2 separate regions of the Homo sapiens genome follow, and region 2 is linked to region 1. Evidence: chromatin loops called from intact Hi-C (ENCODE). Cell type or tissue: endothelial cell of umbilical vein. All regions are shown on one strand. Each heading gives the region's core, and the rest is flanking DNA. Links, peaks and the distances in the headings are about the cores only. Region 1 has its middle 27 kb from the start of LRRC8C-DT. Region 2 has its middle 24 kb from the start of GBP5.

Evidence for each region. Peaks named below come from ENCODE experiments on the same cell type or tissue, not always from the same donor. Only the 100,000 strongest peaks of a DNase experiment are listed, where the experiment ranks them.
Region 2: a loop joins it to region 1, with 9 times the contacts of the local background. A loop is called at or near these places in 2 of 110 quality-filtered maps.

What each region holds. Positions count from the first base shown.
Region 1 is chr1:89,600,233-89,610,943 of GRCh38, reverse strand. No RefSeq gene overlaps it. Among named protein-coding and RNA genes, the nearest start is that of LRRC8C-DT, 27 kb to the left of the region's middle. RefSeq lists an enhancer at 9,928-10,177. In endothelial cell of umbilical vein, for the core only: no CTCF peak of the experiment used is centred there; a DNase peak (open chromatin) is centred at 5,013.
Region 2 is chr1:89,291,494-89,302,204 of GRCh38, reverse strand. It overlaps the pseudogene LOC100421401. Among named protein-coding and RNA genes, the nearest start is that of GBP5, 24 kb to the right of the region's middle. In endothelial cell of umbilical vein, for the core only: no CTCF peak of the experiment used is centred there; no DNase peak of the experiment used is centred there.

The DNA.
Region 1 (10,711 bases), core at 816-8,815:
ACCACATCAAAACAACACCCAGCAGGCAAGTTGACAGCCCTTTTCTATCTTACTGCTGATGGCAGTGGTGGGCCATCCAGAGCAGCCGCTGCCATTGCACTGGCTGCAGCCAGGCGGGACCCACTCCCAGGCCCAGAGCCTCTGCCACTCTGTTACCCTGGCCCCGTGTCATCTCTCTTGCCTACCGCCTCTGTGGGGAGGTGTGGGGAGGAGGTGGATAGTCCCCGGAGGAGCCTGCCCCTGGGAGCCCCCTGGAGCCTGCTGCCCTGGGAGCCTCCACGATGAGGCCAGGCTGAATTGCCCCCTGGTGTGGGGGCAGCATGGTTGGGCACAGAAGGGCACGCAGAGAGGAGCCCCGAGGTGGAGCTGGGCCAGGAGTGGTGCAGCGTTCCACGGAGCCTGCAGGAGCGAGGAGCAGGCAGGAGCCCCACCCTCCCAGGCGCCTCTACGGCCGCCCAGGTTGCAGCTGCAGACCCGGGCATCTCTGCACTCTCAGGGGACCTGGGAATCCCCATTGTTAGCCCCCGTAGGCTTGAAGGTGTCTGCTTCCACTGCCTGGCCTCTCCCTGCTGTTGGCTCCAATCACAGGGTGGAGTTGAGGCCAAGTGTGGGCGATGTCACAGCCGGGCTGGGTGTACACACACACGAGGCAGTGCTGACATGCCAGGCCCCTGCCGCCTCAGCCCCCTCTGGACTTTGGGCACTGACAAGCACAGTGGGGAGGGATGCCGAGGCGGGTGCTGAGCACAGCCTGGTGCTGGCCTGCAGGTGTCCCTTGGCATGAACAGCCTGGGTGTCATGAACAGTAGCAGGAGGCCGACTGGCTCCTGGGTGGAAGGGGACTGGTGCCTAGTGAAGCCCCACCCTCAAACCAGGGAGGACTCGAAGCCTGAGGGCCAGGCTGCCAGTTCCAAGGACCGGAGGGAGGACTTGTAGTGCTTTTTCTGGGCCAGCCCATGGCCACCCATGGACCAATCAGCACACACTTCCTCCCCTCTGAGGCCCATAAAAACCCTGGATTCAGCCAGACTCCGGCAGAGGACAGAGAGAGGATAGAGAGAGGACGGGGAAATGGTGGGATGACCCGCTACAGAGAGGAACTACCCACCTCAGTGTCTCCCGTCTGCTGAGAGCTGAGAAGACAATGGGATGACCAGCTGCAGAGAGGAACTACCCTCTCTGCTGACAGCTAGACACTCATCAGGATGACCTGCCTAGCAGAGAGGAGCTACCCTCTCTGATGAGAGCTGAACACTGGCTGAGATACCCACTGCAGGTCTCCTCTGAGCTGTTCTATCGCTCAAAAAAGCTCCTCTTTGTCTTGCTCACCCTCCACTTGTCTGTGCACCTCATTCTTCCTGGTCGCAGGTCAAGAACTCAGGGCCTGCCCAATGGCGAAGCTAAAAGATCTATAACCCCAACAGGGCTGAAACATGCCCCTTGCTCGCCACGTTGTGGGTGAAAAGGAGAGAAGAGCTGTGACCCTTCGGGAAGCCCAGACCTGGGAGCTCCTAGAGCCAGGGCTTTGACTCCCTCTTTGGGGCTCTGCAGTTCCTGATGTTTCCAAGTTTCTGGGTGCCACTACATTCCCTGGTGCCAGCCAAGGAAGCTGCTCGTGGTGCACCTGGTCCAGCTGCAGCCTCACAGAGAACCAGTGCCTGTGCTGGCACGTGGAGCTGCCCGCCCTGTGGTAGCAGCCGGCATGTCTGACTGCGCAGTGGCCAGACCCCATGCTCGCTTACACATCCCTTGCCACTCCACGCCTGACTCGCAGTCTCCCTTAGGGGCATGGGATCCAGACCGGTATCGTGAGCTGAGTGCAGCCTGCCAGGCTGAGTGGGTGGAACAAGCCTAGCGGGCCGAGCAAAACTCAGACAAAGGCACCACCAGCCACAGAGGTTTCCGGCCAGAAAAGTGACACCCCAAAGATCCCGTAACACTACCTCTTCAGATACATTGGCAATAGACCAGGACACGTTTTTAAAATTTTTCTTAATTTCTTATTTTTTCCTGACCCATCACCAACAGAAAGGTCACATTTTAAACATTCACAGAGACCAGGTCTAAGGTGAGTACACAGTGATGACAAAGTTTTGTTGGGAAAGGCAGACGTTCTGCACCTGATGCTACCTTAGTCCCTGCAAAGAGTCCTCACTTCCGTGACTAAGTGGAAATCAGCTACAATTACTTAAGCACGTCACTAAGGTTTTTGTAAATAAAAATTTCTGAATAAGAAAATTTGATACATTCTTCAGTTCTGGTGTTGTTACTAACGGTCTTAGTCAGTTTGAGCTGTGATAACAAGTATCCTAGACTGGGTGGCTTAAGCAACAGACACTTTGTTTCTCACAGTTCCAGAGGCTAGGAAGTCCAAGATCAAGGTGTTGGCAGATTCAGTTCTTGGTGGGGGCCCTCTTCCTGGCTTGTAGGCGGCTGAGTTTTTGCTGTGTCCTCACATGACACACACAGACAAAGAGCGAGCTGTTAGTCACTTCTTGTAAGGATACTAATTCTAACACGGGGCTCCACCCTCGTGACCTCATCTAAACCTAACTACCCCTCAAAACCCCACCTCCTAATACCATCACATTGTGGGTTAGAGATTCAATGTATAAATTCTAGGGGAAGACACAAACATTCAGCCCATAACACTAACAATCACCAAGGAACTCATATGTACAGAGTTTAGAAGTTAGCAAAGGAAATTCACGTAAATCACCTTATCTGAACCTCACAGTTGTTATCTGTGAGATAGCTATTTTTATTTTCCCTGTTTTGCAGATGAAGAAGCTAAGTTGAGAAGCATTCAGTGATTTCCCCAGGGTCATCTGACTAGTCAGTGGCAATGGTAGAGTGCAAAATCAGGTTTTCTGATTCCAAATCCCGTGTTCATTCAGCTGCATCAGGAATCAGGCCATTCCGCTCCTAGTATTAGCAGCAATAACAAAACAGGAACAGCAGCTGATGTGTATTTGGTGCTGTACCATGTGCCAGTCTCTTTAAAAATATTATCTCTCAGGGTAGATGCTAGCATTCTATTTTACATCCCCGAGAAAACTTAAAATTATCAGGGTTAAATAACTTTCCAAGATCACACAGCCAGTATATCCACAAAGCAAGTATTTGAACCAGGTTTGGCTGAGTCTAGAGACGATGTTCTTAATATGCCACTTTGCTAGAGTGGCCTTTGAAGTGCTCTTTGAAAGACAGTTTGTAAGATGAAAATATTCTTTTAGATATATTTATTGAGATTTTAGTCAGAAATGGATTTCTTGCCCATTAAAAGCACTAGTGCCCTACAAAGTGCTCTATTGAAAGTCCTATTTTTCAGGCACAACAGATGGAGGACAGATGTTTCTTTATGCTCTGAAAGGTCCACTTTATGTAGCTGACTATAATAAGATTGTATCTGGTTCCGAATGTTTCAGAGAAATGGTATCAGGCAGATCATTGTAAATGAAAGCCAAATCAAAGGCATTATTGCACAGATTTGATAGAAAAAAAAAAGCCAAAACAACAGGATGTTATTCAATGGTATGGGCGGAAACTTTTTCAGAGTTCATTCTGAACCACACAGACATTTTCAGATGTGTTCCACCCTAAGATTCAGCCTAGTGTCAGAGAAGTGCATGTATGCTTGATTGAGACTTGTGTGATGGGGTGAGGTGGTGGGGGCCTGGGGGTTGGGTGCCATAGGTGTGGGTAATGCAATACTGAACTTTATTTCAGTGTGATTTGGAATAACATGGAAAGCCTGGAGAATGAGTGGAAACTTTGCTGTGACTTAAGTAGACTTCGGATAAACAGGAACTTTCTATGAGTTCAGAAAACTTAGATGCCTGAGTGTATTTGAATACTCATTTGGGACAAATGATTAGACCTCTAAGATAATAGTTCCCAGCTTTTTGTGTGTATTGGAATCATGACTGCAACACCTGAGAAGGATTTTCAGGCCCAATACACAAGTACGCTCATGTTTTGACCAAGCTGACTTCCAGGTTAGAAAGTCCATTTGTATTCTACAGAGAATCATAGCATCTCAGAGCCTAAAAGTGGCCTTAGAGTCACTTAGCCCAACTATCCTCATTTACTGAAGAGGAAACTGAGGCCCCATGAGGGCTAGTGATATTCTGCCATCAAACTTAACACAGTTGGGAGGGGAATACCCTGAAGATCTAAAGGACACTAGTTCAAGGTAGTGTATGCAGATGTGGTTGAGTTTTCACATACTGTTTAAGAACACAAACTTTGAAACCAGATCTAGATTCTAAACCAGTTTCCTTTGCTTACTAGCTGTGTGTCTTTTGGCAAATCACTTAACTTCCCCAAGCCTCAGTTCCCCCATCTATAGAATAAATGTCAGTTTTCTTCCTTTAACATCATTGTACCCATGCCCTCAAAGACTGTATCCAAAGTACTACTTCCTTATGCCATTTTCTTACCCACAAGGATTTAACAACTTCTCACTGTTTCAACAATTTGTCCACAAAAGTCTCCATTAGTGGTTTCTGGCATGTGCCTTTGCCCTTAGGCATCCTGGCTGACCCACTGGCCAGCACACACCTTGCAAATGCCCAGCTTTCAGCTATTTATTCATTATGCACCTACAGTGTAGAATACTGTAACAAATTATAGGTGCAGATACTATATTAGTGGAAGGGGACACAAATATGAACGAGATTTGGTTTCTGCCTTCAGATGACTGAGCGGGAAATCCATAACCTCACTACATTGGTATAAGGGTTCAGAATAACTAACTCCAATTTGGGGAAAGAGGGTGATTAGAGGAGTTATAGAGTGATATCATCTTAGTCTTGAAGAATGAATTGAGGTTTATTCATATGTGTATGTATGGAAAAAAGGAACTTCTGGTTGAGGGAACAGCCTGGACAAAGACATAGAGGTTAGAAAGGCTTGGCAGAGAGGACTGCCCTGTAGTTCCATATAGTGGGCTGGCAGGAATGCATGTGGGAAGTCCAGCACTGCCTGGAGGACTTGGATTCTGGCCAAAAGAAAACCACTGGGGTCAGGTCACATTGCTGCTTTGTTAAATCCCACAGGGCACAAAAGGGCAAGAACATTCACATTTCTGGTGAGTCACATGTAAACAGCTGTATTTTTGCCAAGGTCTCTTCCAAAAGGTACTGAGGCTGGGGGCATCTTTCACACAAGGTGACAGAGACGTTTCTGCGGCTGACACCATTCCAGTCTTATGACCTTAGATTTCATTTTATCAAGCTTCTACTATCTATAGTTACAAGAAACAAGACCTCCTTTAAGTCATGCTGCCTGGCTGTGGTGAGAACGGACAAGGGTGTGGCTGTGGCAGATGGTATCAAAGAAGACCCTTACTGCCCCATTCCCAGTAGGTCCTTGAATGGGTACTGGGTAAGTTCCTGTGAACAATGGGGAACCCAACTCTCCATCCTATGTTCCCTGACTACCTGCTACTTCTAAGAGATGTGGGTACAGCCCTGGGAATGGCCTTTCTTCAGCCATTTCTTGGCCGTCCCTCCTCTTCATGGTAGGAGAGAGAAAAGAGGGAAGAAAGGACCCATGTGCTCCTGGTGGGCCAGATTCTTCTTTTCTGGTCCAATGTAATTTTCTCATGTGAAAGGGAACATTCCCTTCAAATATCAGCAAGATGGTCAGATGTTTATGCAGAATCTCAAAGCTCAGCATCAAGATTTCTGGTGAACATGGATGCTGTTTACACTAGCTTTACAGTCTAGTCAGGGAAACAGACACTAAATAAGTCATAGTTATCAAGAGGATGGATACCTCAAAGTATAGTACCAGTTGCCCTGGGAACAAACAACAGGGGGATCTAAGGATGGACTGGTCAGAAAAATGCCACCTTGAAGAAGTGACCATTTATACTGAGAACTGGATGAACAGGAGTTAGCTAGGCATAGGAATTAAGGAAGAGCCTTTTTGGCAGAAATGCATGTGCACAGACCAAGGCAGGAAAGGACATACTTTGAAATATTTTCTATCATCTTTGGAGGAAAACTCATTAAAGCTAACGTAGAAAGCAACCACTAGGGTCAGACAAGATGCTAACATTTTACACATATTATCTCGTGGAATCCTCTTAAGATCTTATGAGGTTTGTTTCTATGAGGAGTGGGTCTTATTTGTCCCTGCTGTCCCCCACTGTATTCACAATACCTTAGGCAGCATCTGGGTAAGTAGCAGACACTCAATATTTATAAAATAAAGCTTACATTTTACAGACGAGGAAGCTGAGGCTCAGAGGTACAAGATGACTCAAGAGTTACTGGTGAAAATAGGGCTCTGATCCAGGTTGGAGATGAGTACCTTCTGGGCTGTCAGTCCAGGAAAATGCTCTTGTCTTCTTCCAGATAAAGCAGAGACTAGGCCGGGCCTTGGACAGTCTTAGACTGGGCATGAGGGCACAGAGCAAGTGAACAGCACATAGCTATGTCTGCCCACTGCATTATCAGATGAACCTGGTGAGCGCATAGTCTGCCCTTGGAGCTGGCACCCAGGTGGGGCTGTACCCTAAGACCAGGCAGAAGTTAACATCTCTCAGTGCACTGAAACCTAGAGTCATGTTTCTCCAACGGGGAGCCTGTTAGCTGACCTGACACTCAGGTCTCAGCTGAACAGAAACTGGAGAACTTAAAACTGTCAGGCATCTATTTGCCCTAGGTCAGACTCTGGGAGGAAAGCCAGTGATAAAGGGTCAGCCTCAGCTTTCAAATTTTGGTGTTAAAGCCCAAGACAGCCAAGTACCTCACAGGTCACCTTTATACCTGTGCAACCTCAGGACATTTCTCTTAACTGGGAATTGTAACCTGAGCATTGTGAAGGCCCTGCTGGGAATGTTTCTAACTGTACTGCCCTAAATAGCTTCTCTTCACTGTCTACTTGGCTCTCCTGACGGGGAGGCACTGCAGAACAGCCCTTTAAGATAATTCCATCCTCCTTCACTTGCTATTATGCTTGAGGTTCTTTAGTGAATAAAAGTCTTATTCATGTGTCATAAAAGTGAATCATTTCCAAAGCTGAAAAAAGAAATGTATGACATACTCAAGTTCTTAAGAAAATTACTCAGTATTAAACATGATCAACACTTCCCACTCACTCAGCATTTTATGTAGATCAGAATATTGGAGTTGGAAGGCCAGCTAGCGAGCATCCAAGCCCACCCACTCACAAGGCTCAGTTAGGCTGCTACCCTGTGCATGCAGATCACACTGCAGATCACACTGGAAATGGCAGGATCACGAGGGCTAGTGCTGAAGCCCAGAAGTCAAAAGAACCCTATTTTCTCTCCCTCTGTCAGACATCCTCCAGCATCCTCACCAACTTCCCCAAGCCACAGCTTACCCTGAGAAGCATGTTAATTTCTTCCAGGCCCTTCTAGTCATTAACTTAGCTGGGGCCTTTACTGATGATCTGAGACAACACCCAAGCCATCTGCCTTATTTCCAGCATGAAAAAATTCTCCATGGACACTCTGTTCATCAGGAGAAATTATTATACTCACTACCAGAGAGAAAGAAAAAGGGAGAAGAGCTAATTTCTTTCATCTTCTAGAAGAAAATTTAAAAATAGTGCAAAGTCCCAGTAAGGTCGTTTGGTAAGTCATCTTCCTTTCATAGAAGAGCTCAGTGGAGAGGGCCTGGGACCCCTTAGAGCCACAGTCCCACTGTGTAACGGGCCTTGGGGACACCTGAGCAGGTGACTCACGTGGACCTGACATGACAAACATTTCAAAGGGCTAGCGTTTTGAAGAACCTCAGGGGAAATGCCAAGTGAACCAGTGTTAAATGGCAGTGGATTGTTAGAGCTGGGGTTGAAGCTTTCTTCCTGCTTCGTAGTGCATTCAGCCAGAAGGCAAAGCCAGGGTCACAGCATCTTCCAGGGCAAGGAAGGCAGCTTCTTATCTGGAACGTGGCATGAATTCAATAAGGACAGCCTAACTTGTCCCTCCTCCTCACTCTTCTCACTCTCCAACATTCTAAATCAGCAGAAGAACAAATTTAGCCTGAACTGTGATTAGAAGTCATTTTGTAAGTCTAAAATGTTTGCCAGCATTTTCCTATAATAAATCAGCACTCTCAGGGAGTTAAACTGGAACTTCCATTCTCTAATAAAACCCAAACTGACGTGAGCCTCATTTGCAAACTGAAACAAAAAACACTAAATGTTAACAACTCTTTTTAAGAGGTTGGGGTCATTATCCAACATCACCCACAGGGTCAGAAATCCAGCATGACACTCCATTCTTCTAATGACAGCAAATGTAGATTTAGGTTAAAACATTAAAATATAAACTATGCACTTTCAAAATAATCAAAGTTTATAAATAAATGGGTTATTTGGAAGAAATTATACTAAAATGTTTAAAACTCTGTGTGTAGGCATGCACATGTCTACATGTGTATCAATCTTTTTCAACATTCAGAATATTCAGAGCCTGCACATTATAAAGAACAGAATACTGAATTAGATGTTAAAATCCTAGAGTGTGCTCACAACCCTACCACTTACTAGCCATATGACCATGGCAGTGCATAGTATACAAAAAGTAGAGTCTATGGTGCTATGGAGTCCCCAGTTTAAAACCTGACTCTTCCATGTGCTATGCTAGCTATATAATCTAGTATGTTAGTTAAGCTACCTGAACCTGTAAAATAGAGGTAATGCCTACTTGATATGCTTTAAGGATTAATGATATTTATAAAGCTCATGGCAGGTGCTTTAGTAGTTCCCAATAATGGTAACCACTGAAGGTGTCTCTTTCAGAGCCCAGTTTGCTTATATGTGAAATGGGAAAAATGGCCTAAAGTTCTCTGGTACAGTGATGCACTGTGCATGGGAAGGGATTATCATTAAGATGCAGATTACAACTAAAATGAATGCAGCTTATTAGAGAATACACAGATTCTAGAGTTAGGTGGGAGACATGGGTGCTGATCTGGCTCTTCCACTAGTCTTTGGTGAAATGCGGATTATCTGTGCTCTTCAGAGCCAGCACAGTAGGGTGAAAAGAGCACTCAACGGGGGCATGCACAGATCATGGTACCATCTTCCTAAATCACTGGGGCTGTGATCTCCAACAAGCCACTTAACCCTTCCTTCTCAGCAAATTCTCCATGGTTTCTTCTCATTGGGAAGATCTCTGAATCCAGAATTACATTAGAGGATGAGGAGGAAAATAAAACATACAGGAAGTGACTATGGCTGAGGAGATAGAAACTAGGATAGCTATAGAGCAGGAGGAAGCACTAGGATCAAAGCAGACTGGACGAGACCACTGAGCTCTGAAAACCAGAGTTTTCAAAACTCCAAGGTGGTTATGAGAGGATAAAGTTGATGTTTAATGTTCAGCTAATCTCTGTAGAAACAGGCTATGCAGACCTGTAGGTTGAATATGGTTCCTGTTCTCAGCAGTCATGAGACCTTGGGATGGTAATAATTTGAAAGTCTTCTTTCTCACCTGTAAAATCAGAACAACATACCAAATAGGGTTGTTGGCTGGATTGAGAGAGTACACATGGAAAACCTAGCAGACTGCCTGGCACACAGGAGGTGCAAAATAAAGTTATTGTCATATACCACCTCAATACTTCTTCCTACAGTGATGCTCTCCAAACTCAAGGATCAGGAACTAAATAGTTAGATTATTCTCTTTTCTCAATTTGAAGCCACCAGTGAGGTTCCCGACATGCATTGTGCTGCTCTGATATCACAAGCCAAGCAGATTTTCCTCAGGCCACTTAATGCGTGTTGCATCAATTCTTCACGTGGCTACTTCTTTAGGCTTTCCCTTTTCACAGAACAACTGCCAGAGAAAGGCTCAATCTATTATGAAAAGTGTGGTTTGATCCACTTGAAAAAGAGAACTGTTCTTTTCTCCCCTTGAGGATCTGAGAAGTTTCTCTATGCATTACTACAGACAAGGGTGTGAATCCAACCCAAGCTCAGGGAAAGACTAGAAGGAAACTCCCTTCACACAGGTGGTGTTTAGTCCCCCACTAGTGGTGCAGTTTCAGAAACTCCAGAAGGGAAACCTTCCCACCTACTCCTTAATGACTGAGAAGCATTTCAAGGGAGAAACAGTTTTTCACACCACAATGGTAACTCGTTCATTCCTGTTGAGAAGAAAATAGTCATGGCCATATCCAAGGTACTCACATGCTAGGCTGTGCTGAACTAAGGGTAAGTGCACTTAAACAGGTGCCTGGGGTATTAATTTACAAGGAGTAACTACATGTCATTGGAGTAATTGGAAATTTGGTGCCAGTTAACTCAGGTTTCCACATGTAATTCCTTATGTTAGCAGCCTAACAAATGAAACTTGGCCCTTTTCCCATTCAACATAAGGAATAAGTCTCTTATTTTAAATTTGAAACTGTGGCAAGAAACTACCTTCTAGAAACAGAGAATCTTGATAACTGGGAGACATGTATTTTGGTGAGAACAAGCTAAAGCATCATCCTTGGAATAATAGGTATTTCATATTCTTGAAGATGGGAGTTAGTAATAGGTGAGGATACGTAAGCTTGGAGTATGGTGGTTGGGGCAATGCCGAGCAGCACAATCCTAGAGCAAGCGAAAGAGAGCAAGAGCCCACAAAAGTGGTTGGAGGGAGTGAGATCTGGGAGGGATAAGGGTGCGGGACAAAGAGAGTAGGATGCTTTGAAAGGGAACAAGAAGGGAGACTTAGCAGCTGACA
Region 2 (10,711 bases), core at 1,345-9,344, 310 kb after region 1:
TGGCAACCTGCTGGAGTCCCCTTCCACGTGGTGGAAGCTTTGTTCTTCCGCTCTTCCTAATAAATCTTGCTGCTGCTTACTCTTTGGGTCTGCACCACCTTTATGAGCTGTAACACTCACCACGAAGGTCTGCAGTTTCACTCCTGAGCCAGTAAGACCACGAACCTACCAGAAGGAAGAAACTCCAGACACATGTGAACATCTGAAGGAACAAACTCTGGACACACCGTCTTTAAGAACGGTAACACTCACCGCGAGCGTCCGCAGCTTTGTTCTTGAAGTCGGCAAGACCAAGAACCCACCAATTCCACACACTCTACCTCACCCCAGTTAGAATGGCTATTATCGAAATGACAACAACAAAAAAATACTGGCAAGGATGCAGAGAATGGAGAACTCTTACACACTATTCACACAGTTAGTGGGAAGGAAATTTAGCATAGACATGATAGAAAACAGTATGGAAGTTCTACAGAAAATTAAAAATAGAGTGTCATAGAGTCCAAAATTCCACTATTGTGTATATATATCCAAAAGAATTAAAATCAGCATATTGTAGAGATATCTGCTCTTTAATGTTTAATGCAGCACTATTCACAATAACGAAGATACAGAATTAACCTAAGTGTCTATGGATGGATAAATGGATAAAGAAAATGTGGTACATATACACAATGGAACACTAGTCAGCCTTAAAAAAAGAATGAAATCCTTTATTTGTGGCAACATGGATCAAACTGGCGGATGTTGTGTTGAGTGAAATAAGCCAGGCCCAGAGAGGCAAATACTGCATGATTTCACTCATATGTGGAATCTAAGAGAGTTGATCTCATAAAAGTAGAGAGTAGTGGTTACCAGAGCATGGGAAAGTGGGGAGAGGTGCGGAGGATGGCAAGAAGTTGGTCAATGGGTATAAAGTTACAGTTAGGAAGAATAACTTACATGTTCGATTACACAGTAGGGTGACTGTAGCTAATAACAATGTGTTGTATATTTCAAGATAGCTAGAATAAAGGATCTTTGAAAGTTATCATCACAAAGAAATGATAAAGGTTTGAGGTGATTGACATAACTACCCTGATTTTATCATTATATAATGCATACATGCATTGAAACATCACACTGTATCTTCAAAACATCTGCAATTATTGTGTGTCTACTATAAATAAAATCTTAAAAATCTCAAAAAAAGTATAACTGAACAGAGCCACCAGCTGCTGCACATAGGAGGACCTCAGACTGTAGAGACTTAGTCTAGGCAAGACATCAAAGAAACTAAAGAACAAAGATACCAAGTAATTAACGTTAATACATTGTTCAAAGAATCAAAGCAAAATATGATGACATTGACTCATGATATAATAATTTCAATAAGGAGATAGAAGTTATAAAAAACAGAAACTCTGGCATTGAGAAGTTCAATAACACATAAAAATAATTAAATGACCATAACTCCCAGAATTTGATTAAAAACATTAATCTACACCTTCAGGAATCTATATGAAGTCTAAAAATATAAACACAGCAAAATTCCCACTAAAATACACCGTACTCATCTGCTAATGGCAAGATGGGGTAATAACAAGAAAGCTAGTCAGGCAACATGTACTAAGTTGTAACTGCAGTTACTGGAATTTTCTATATACTTGTATGTATATATTTTTACTTTAAGTTCCAGGATACATGTGCAGAATATGCAAGTTTGTTACATAGGTATACATGTGCCATGGTGGTTTGCTGCACCTATCAACCTGTCATGTAGGTTTTAAGCCCTGCATGCATTAGGTATTTGTCCTAATGCTCTCCCTCCTCTTGTCCCCCACCCCCTGATAGGTGCCAGGTGCCAGTGTGTGTTTTTCCCCTCCCTGTGTCCGTGTATTCTCACTGTTCAACTCCCACTTATGAGTGAGAACATGTGATGTTTGGTTTTCTGTTCCTGTTTTAGTTTGCTGAGAATGATGGTCTCCAGCTTCATCCACATCCCTGCAAAGGACATGATCTCATTCTTTCTATGGCTGCATAGTATTCCATGGTGTATATATGCCACATTTTCTTTATCCAGTCTATCATTGATGGGCATTTAGGTTGGTTCCAAGTCTTTGCTAATGTAAATAGTTACTGGAATTTTGTAACCTTCATTGCATCTATACTTTGTCATGTTCTAGATATTAACTCAGCATGCCTTTTCTAAATATTTAAAAACCCCACGAGCTAATTTTACTTTCAGCTTCAGTTTTCACTCCATTTCCTTTCTGGGAATGATTAACATTCTTAGTTTGTTTTCAGTGTTTATAAATTAGAAGCAAAACCTTAGAGGGAGGAAACAGAGCAAGGGTGAGTTGGCAGCTACGGAGAACTAGTTAGTACTGAGCACAGTCACCTGCAGTGCTGTGGAGCAAGTACACTCATTGTTTATAATTTATCCACTCTAAGGTATTTTGTTGGAGCAGTCAGAATAGACTAAGACAAGTCATACAACTAAAAGTGAAATAAAATAAATTAATAAATTAAAATTCACCCGTGGTGATATTCTGCCATATATGTGGTTTTCTTCCTTTCTTTTTTTTTTTTCCACTCTATTGTCAGCTCACTGCAGCCTCTGTCTCCCGGATTCAAGTGATTCTCCTGCCTCAGCCTACTGAGTAGCTGGGATTACAGGCATGCGCCACCAAGCCTGGCTAATTTTTATATTTTTAGTAGAGACTTTGTTTTGCCATGTTGCCCACGCTGGTCTCGAACTCCTGGGCTCAGGCAATCCACTCGCCTCGGCCTCCTAAAGTGCTGGGATTACAGGTGTGAGCCACTGTGCCCGGTCATATGTGTTCTATACATATGGAGCTCTCCATTTACATTCAAAATAAAAGTTTCATTTCATACAGTTGAGTGTTAACAGTACAATTATTCCATGGGTCTACAAGCAAATACTTGACTCTCAATATATTTAAATGGTTCTCTATATCTCTATTTTTATAGCAAGATTATGTAAACATAACATGAAGGCTACCATAATTTCCAAGAAGAGATGTTGGATATGATAAGTGCCCTCTTCACTAAGAATGTGAAATATGGATATGGATATATCTTAATTCAAACTAAATTTCGAATAATTCATAAGTGGAATTTTAACAGGACAAATAATCTAATTTACCCTGCCTACGTATTCACCTCTCTAGTCTAGTTTGTTTGTAATATGCTTCACCAGGAAATTGTTTTTCCAGGATATCTCAAGCATATTAACTAAAGAAAAAAATAATTAATTGTTTAAATACAGTGACCTGAGAAACACACAAGAGTGAATAGGAAGATAAAGGTGAATTTAGTAAGAAAAGATAGGACTTATGACGGTATTCACACTGTGTAGAGTTTGCTTGTGATTTTAGAACTGTAGTCCCAATATTTGAATCCCATTGATGTCCCAAATTTCCTGCCTCTTTCAGGGCTGGGGATTCTGGTAGTGACTTATGTGAATATCATCAACAGTGGAATGGTTTCATTATTTGGAAAATGCAGAAACACCTCTGACTCAGAGTGAGAACACACTGGCCCTACAGAGTGATGTTCTCACAGACAAGTCCTGCAGATGCCTTACCTGGCTCATTTCAAAGCTTTCATATAGCATCCTTCTAGTATGACAAGCATTTCATGATACTTTGTCTTAGTAGTTGGCTCTGTTACCTTAATTTTAGAATAATAGCTAGTGGCCACTTTATAGGCAATAAGATTACCTATCATTCATAGGAGATTCTTCTGAGTAAGGAATTTATAGAGAACTGTATTACTCTATTTTATCTCTTTCTCCTCCAAACTTGGAGATAAAATAGAGTAACACAGTTCTCTATAAATTCCAGATAATTTTTATCTGGAAATCTGTCTGACTTCTGAAGCAAATTCAGGACTGACCTTCTTATATCCTCCTTTAGTGAATACTTGAAAAGTCACCTTATGTGCTTGTAATTTTAGTTATTTTGAATTTGTCATGTTTTCTGTGGACTCTTTTCCATTCATAGCAACCCAAGTTTCTCTGGGAAGATTTTCTTACCAAGTCATTTTTTTTTTTTTTTGAGACAGAGTCTCACTCTGTCACCCAGGCTGGAGTGCAGTGGTGTGATCTCAGCTCACTGCAACCTCCACCCCCCGGGTTCAAGCAATTCTCCTGCCTCAGCCTACCAAGTAGCTGAGACTACAGGTGCCCACAACCACGCCCAGCTAATTTTTGTATTTTCAGTAGAGGTGGGGTTTCACCATGTTGACCAGGCTGGACTCGAACTCCTGACCTCAAATGATCCACCCACCTGAGTCTCCCAAAGTGCTGGGATTACAGGTGTGAGCCACTGCACCTGGCCTAGTCTTTCTTTATATTTATTTTGCTTTTAGTTATATCACTTGTCTTAGTCCATTCTGGCTGCTATAACAAAATACCTTAGACCAGGTAAATTGTAAACAGAAATTTGTTTCTTACAGTTCTAGAGGCTGGGCCATCCAAGACAGAGTGCTGGCAGATTTGGTGGCTGGTGAGAGCTGCTCTTGGCTTCAAAGATGGTGCCTTGTTGCTGTATCTGCACATGATGGAAGGAGAAGGGTCACTCCTTTCAACCTCTTTTATAAGTGCATTAATCCCATTCAAATCACTTTCTAAAAGCCCTGCCTCTTAATACTATCACATTGAATATTTGGTCCTAACATATAAATTTTAGGGGACACTAACCTTCGGACCATAACACCACTGTTATTTATCCTGTAGGTGGATTCCCAGGATGTTCCAGCAGCAAGATACCATAGAGATTATGTGCTGTAAAATCAACATTACACAGGGAGGCCCAAGGAAGTAAGAAACATATCAATAGTCTTATAGAGAGCACTTTTCCAAGTTGGGAGTGATTCGAATTTATTTTTGTTAGATTTTGCTTTATTTTAATGACTTGGTTGAAATCTAATTTACACACTATATATTTTACCTATTTAAAGTGCACATTCAATTCTTGAAGGGAAGGCAGGCTAGGAAAACTTCCTGAAAGAGGAGTGTGATGTAAATTTTGAAGAATGTGTTCATGCTCTCCAAGTTTAGATGCTTTTTCTTTCCCAGGGTTTGTGCTGCTACTTTGAATTATTCCAGATTATCTCATGGAGCCATATTAAATGGGATTCCCAGGTTTACCATGTAGATATTGTAACTAGGGTTAAATATAAGCAGCAATTGGTTATTTTAAGGTTATCTTTGTGTGGTAGTATGTTTCCTAAAAACGGGAACCCTACCACCATACGGAGATCCTGACCTAGATTTAGCAGATATGCACACTCAGAAATGCAGGGAACTGACAGCTAATCTAGCTGCAGATGTTTTTCTGCCTCTTTAACTTCTAAAGAGAAGACCCATAGGCAGAAAAAAACATGTGAAAATATGAAAGCACCAGAAGTTATGCATTTATAAAGGTACGCATTTTTCTAAGTGGTGGAACCTAGCATTGATGGGGAGAAGCAACATTGGCAGGGGAGGTTGGAGGGGGAGCAATACAAGCAAGATCTTGAAAACTTGTGTGGGCAGGCAAAGAATAAGGAAACATTAATTGGAACAGAATTTCTCCTCAGAGTATTTCATTGGAAGTTTAAGTTTGACCTGCGTGATGTGTCTTGGCCTTTTCTTGGTTCCTCAAAATAATTGAGCTCTCCAGCGCTTGCTGTGGTTGTAGCAGATGTGGATAGAATCCAACCTGTGGAAATCCAAGGCCTTGCAAGGTACAGGGGCAGGTCTCAGCTTCCATCAGGGTGGGTAGTTTCCTGCAGGGCTGTTTGAGAGATCTGATGGGAGGATTTTCTGAAACAAGGAGCTTCCTAAATGTGAAAATAACAACAGAGTTGTGGTAGAGCGTCAGCCAGACAGCTGTGTCTTGCCCATCACATTCTGAAGTTTGCTCTTATTGTATGGCCACTGGATGAATTCAAATATTTCCCATCTGCCTTTTCAACAGCAGTTTGATATCTGAGAAGGGATGTATGGCACTCACGTCTGACTGTTCTTTTTCTTCCCTCTCAAAAACCTTCACGGATCAGCAAAGCGAGCCAAAAAAAAAAAAAAAAAATCACCTGAAAAGGAAAAAAATGCTTCTCAAGCAAAGGTGTAAAGAACAGCAGCAAAACTTGGAGGCTCAAGAGAGGAGCTTTGTGGAAATCAAAGCCCAACTGAGAAAGGAGTGAAAGAAAAGGAAAACCTACTGAGAGAGCAGGATCAGAAGACTCTGAAGCTTGAGATGAGTCTGGCCTGGATCTAGGCAGTGCTTTCTGGGCAATGCCATGGTACTTCAGGATAGGATGGGTGAAAATTAAAGCAAAGGCATAGAGAGGACATCGTTGTCATGTATTATATTCAAACCTAAATAACTGTTTTTTTTTTAATGGTTTATTCATGGCCTCTAAGTTCTGTTCACAGTGTGTCTTTGGAGAGTTCTGTTAAGATTCTGGTAACTCAAGCATTTATAAAATACTGTTATTTTATAAAGTTATTTATAAAATACTGTTATTTTATAAAGTTATTTATAAAATACTGTTATTTTATAAAGTTATTTATAAAATACTGTTATTTTATAAAGTTATTTATAAAATATAAATAACTTTCCCAGGGTTTGTGCTGTTTTGAATTACTCCAGATGATCTCATGGAGCCAATATTAAATGGGGTTCCCAGGTTTACCAGGTGGATATTCTAACTAGGGTTATCTAATATAAGCAGCAATTGGTTATCTTTGCCAAGGTTATCTTTTTGTGGTAGTGTGTTTCCTAAAACCGGAAACCCTCCTACCACACAAAGATCCTAAGATAGGCCCACACTGACCTAAAATTAGCAGATATGCACACTCAGAAATGCAGGGAACTGACAGCTAATCTAGTGGCAGTTGTCTCCAGGTGAAGATAGCCTGCCTGAACAAGCACACAGCATAGAGAGAATTCTCTTTTTTCTTATCTGGAAGTGTTGATAGCTTCCTCTCACTTTCCCAGTCAAACCAGGATATATTCCTGCTGCAAACATCCTCTCATGATGAAAACACTTTTAAAAGAAAAATATAGACAGTGTTACAAGCTGTTAATATAAAGTCATATTTTTGAAAAAATGAAGATGTTAAGAAGTTTACCATTTACTTTCCTATTGCTGTATTTTTATAACCAAGTTGAATAACTAAGAAAAGCGAGTGACGATGTGCAAAACACTTAAAACAATTGTACTTCAAAGTCAAAGGAAAAAATTTGTGAAAAACAACCACAATGGCTTGCAATGTCTTAATTTTACCCTCTGTTGATATTATAAAATGTATGTTGTTACTATTTGAATTTATTTCCTTTGAATAATAATTTAAAGCAATTTAAAACATTTTTGATACAGCTTTTTTGTTCTGACTTATTTTTATGTCTGTATGCATTTTTCTGTCCTTCACCAAAATTTTAATATGAAAATAGAAAAAGCATCTAATATGGGATATCAATACCTGGCAAACAAAAGATAGAATAAATGTTGGCTGGATTCATTAATTTAAAGTGAAATGTAAACAGTTGTTTAGAATACAGAGGAGAAGAAAAAAACAAATTTGCATTAATCTGAAAAACATTAAAATAAGCTTATAGGATACCCTTCTGAAAGTTATAGAAGAATAATTTTACAAATGAGAGTAAATAAGTAGCTGCTTTGCTAGAGAGGGGGCTGAATGGCCTGTATGGGATGCTCCCTCCTTTCCCTTAGCTAAATGTGGTCCTCAGTTTGAAGATGTTTCAGCTGATGATATGGCTTAATTAATGGATGGTTCCATGAAACTCAAAGCTGCTGGAGTCCACTGGGCCACTGTGGCCATATGCCCCAAGGATGGCCATGTTTTGACAGACCAGAAAAGGATGCATGGCCTGATGGGCCAAGCTCTACATGGTAATAATACTTGTGTAGGTATTCCAACAGCAACTCCCTCCTACTTATTTACGTATGGTCCAGTGACTGGCAGATTAATGATTGGACCATTAAGAGCTTCTCTGCAGAAACCAGGAATGTAGAAGCAGCTTATGGACTGGAAAAGACACCTATTCATCACTTGTGTTGACACCTATGGCAGAGGACCATTCAAAAGGGAATGTGGATGGCACTCATGAGCTGACCCAGCATGAGCTCAGAAAATTGTCACAGTTGCTCATTGGGTTCTCCATAGAATGTGACCCAGAGCCCACCTCAGATGCAAGAATGGGCCAGATCATAAGGACCTGCCCTAGGAAAAATAAAAGCCAAAGATAGAACACAGCAGTGTGATTTCTGTCAGTAACCCAGGCTGTGCAATGTGATAAACTAGCCTGAATTAACCAGGGTTTAGGACCCACATGAATATGGCAAAATGACCACATCAAACCACTAGTTTCCAGTCACTGATTCTGGTGGTGTTTCACCACTGTTGATGCATGTTCTGAATATGGGACTACCATTTCAGTGTAGCATGTAGACAAGAGAACTACTGCTGTAGCTTTATAAAAGCACCTTTGCATATGTTCAGCAAAATTTCAATCTGATGAAAGCACTGTGTTCACTGCTCAAGCTACAGAGCAGTGGACATGTTCCCATGGCATAAGATGGATCTTGCATTTTCCCTATTTCACCCAGAGAAATGGGGTAATAAAATGATAAAATGTGTGGCTCAAGCAGTAACTAGACAAAGATCATCAGGAAGGACTACAGGATGACACTCCTGTCTAACTGATATGGTTTGGCTCTGTGTCCCCACCCAAATCTCACCTTGGATGGTAATAATCCCCACGTGTTGTGGGAGGAACCTGGTGGGAGGTAATTTAATTATGGGGTCAGGTTTTTCCCATGCTGATCTTGTGATAGCAAATACATCTCATGAGACCTGATGGTTTTATAAAGGGGAGTTCCCCTGCACATGCTCTCTTGCTTGCCGCCATGTAAGATGTGCCTGTGCTTCTCCTTTGCCTTCTGCCATGATTTTGAGACCTCCCCAGCCATGTGGAACTGTGAGTCCATTAAACCTCTTTCCTTTATAAATTACCCACTCTCTGGTATGTCTTTATTAACAGCATGAGAACAGACTAATACACTAAGAAAATCCATTTTGACATTAAACGTGGCACTGCAATTCATGCTGGGAAATACTGAGCTGGGAGGAGGTGGGGGACCAGGGAGTTTCTTGATTGGGCTGCACCTTCAAAATCCCAATCTCAGTATATCCAATCATTCTTTATCTATTTTCCTACAGGAAAGTACTCCCCAAAGGTGGTTGTGATCTGGGCTACAATGGCACCATAATAGGGCCTCCCAATTCAAACCTGGAGGCAATGCTACCTTCTGGTGCCTCTCAATGTGGATGGAGAAAGGAGCAACAGAATGTTGAGGAACCAGCATTCCTCTGATCACACCTGGGATTCCAGGCCCCTCAATACAGCTGGGTGATATTATAGAATATAACAAATGTGTTCAACATGTGATCCTCTTCCTGAATTGGACAACCAAGGCCAAAGGATTTGGGTCAAGCAATAAGGGCAGCATGTCCCTGCAGAAGTTGTAACCTTAGGACTCAAATAGACAGCTTGAGTGGCTATCCCAGGCAATCCTCACCCAGATAATTGGATAAGAGCGTCTGCAGCCTTTGAAGGTTTGTGGATCAACAGTAGAGTGAGGAAGCACTAATCTTTCCTCATCTCATTGCTGCAGAAGCCTCTGCCCTGCCTGGCATAACAACACCCTGAAGAGAATCAGCACAGCTATGGAGAGAGGAGATAAACTCAAACAATGCTGGATTTGTCATCCCAGAGTGAAGACTGTCTTGTCCTACAATCTTGTTGTAAGAGAATTACTTGTACACGACAACTTGGATGTTCTTCATGCTTCAAGACCAGTAAGTCTCACTGAACTCACTCACCACCATAGTGATAGATAACTGAATAGCCTTCAATTATGTGCTGGCCAAACAGGTAGGTATTGCCAACACTTGTTGCTGTTTATACCTTAATAATTTAGGGAATGTAGAAACTGAATTGGAGAAGGTGGGGTGCTCAACTGGATGGTTATTAGCTGTACACCTGCATTCTCTCTACACTCATTTTTTTTTACCTCTTTAGTTGGCTTAATCCAAGCACTCATGTTGTTGGTTGAGGACCATTTTCCAGGAAGGCCTGATCATCCTCCTGGGTCTGGTTCTTCCAGTGAACCTGATGAAGTGCTGTCTCAAAATGACAAGGAGGCTCTGAAAGCAAACTGCATGCATACAGGTTGTTCAGAGGCACAGCAGACTCAAACCCAGCTCCATCTTTCAATTTGAGGCAGGTAGTGGTCTTGTCAGATTTAATAGGTTTTATCTGTCATTACAGTGTCCCAGAAGGGGTCAGGGGAGGGGTGGACTATTGGGAAAGGTGGTCTCATGTGCACAGTCTTTCAACCCCTTCATGACCACATAAGAGTGGCTTTGGGCCTGGGACACTTCCTTACAGGGTGATAAGGAGCCCTCATAGCCTTTTGATGGGCATATCACTGTGTTCGGGAGTGTGTCTCTCTATTCTGGTCTTGATAGATGCTTTTTGTTCTACTTAAAGTGTGTATGTCATATAACACCTGGCCACCCTCACTGTTATATCTATTCCCAATAGGGACAGAATGGGGTGCTTTACCTGTAGCACAAGACGACTGTGTACAGACCCCATCTCCTTGTATTGGCTGTGGAACAAACCCACCGGCC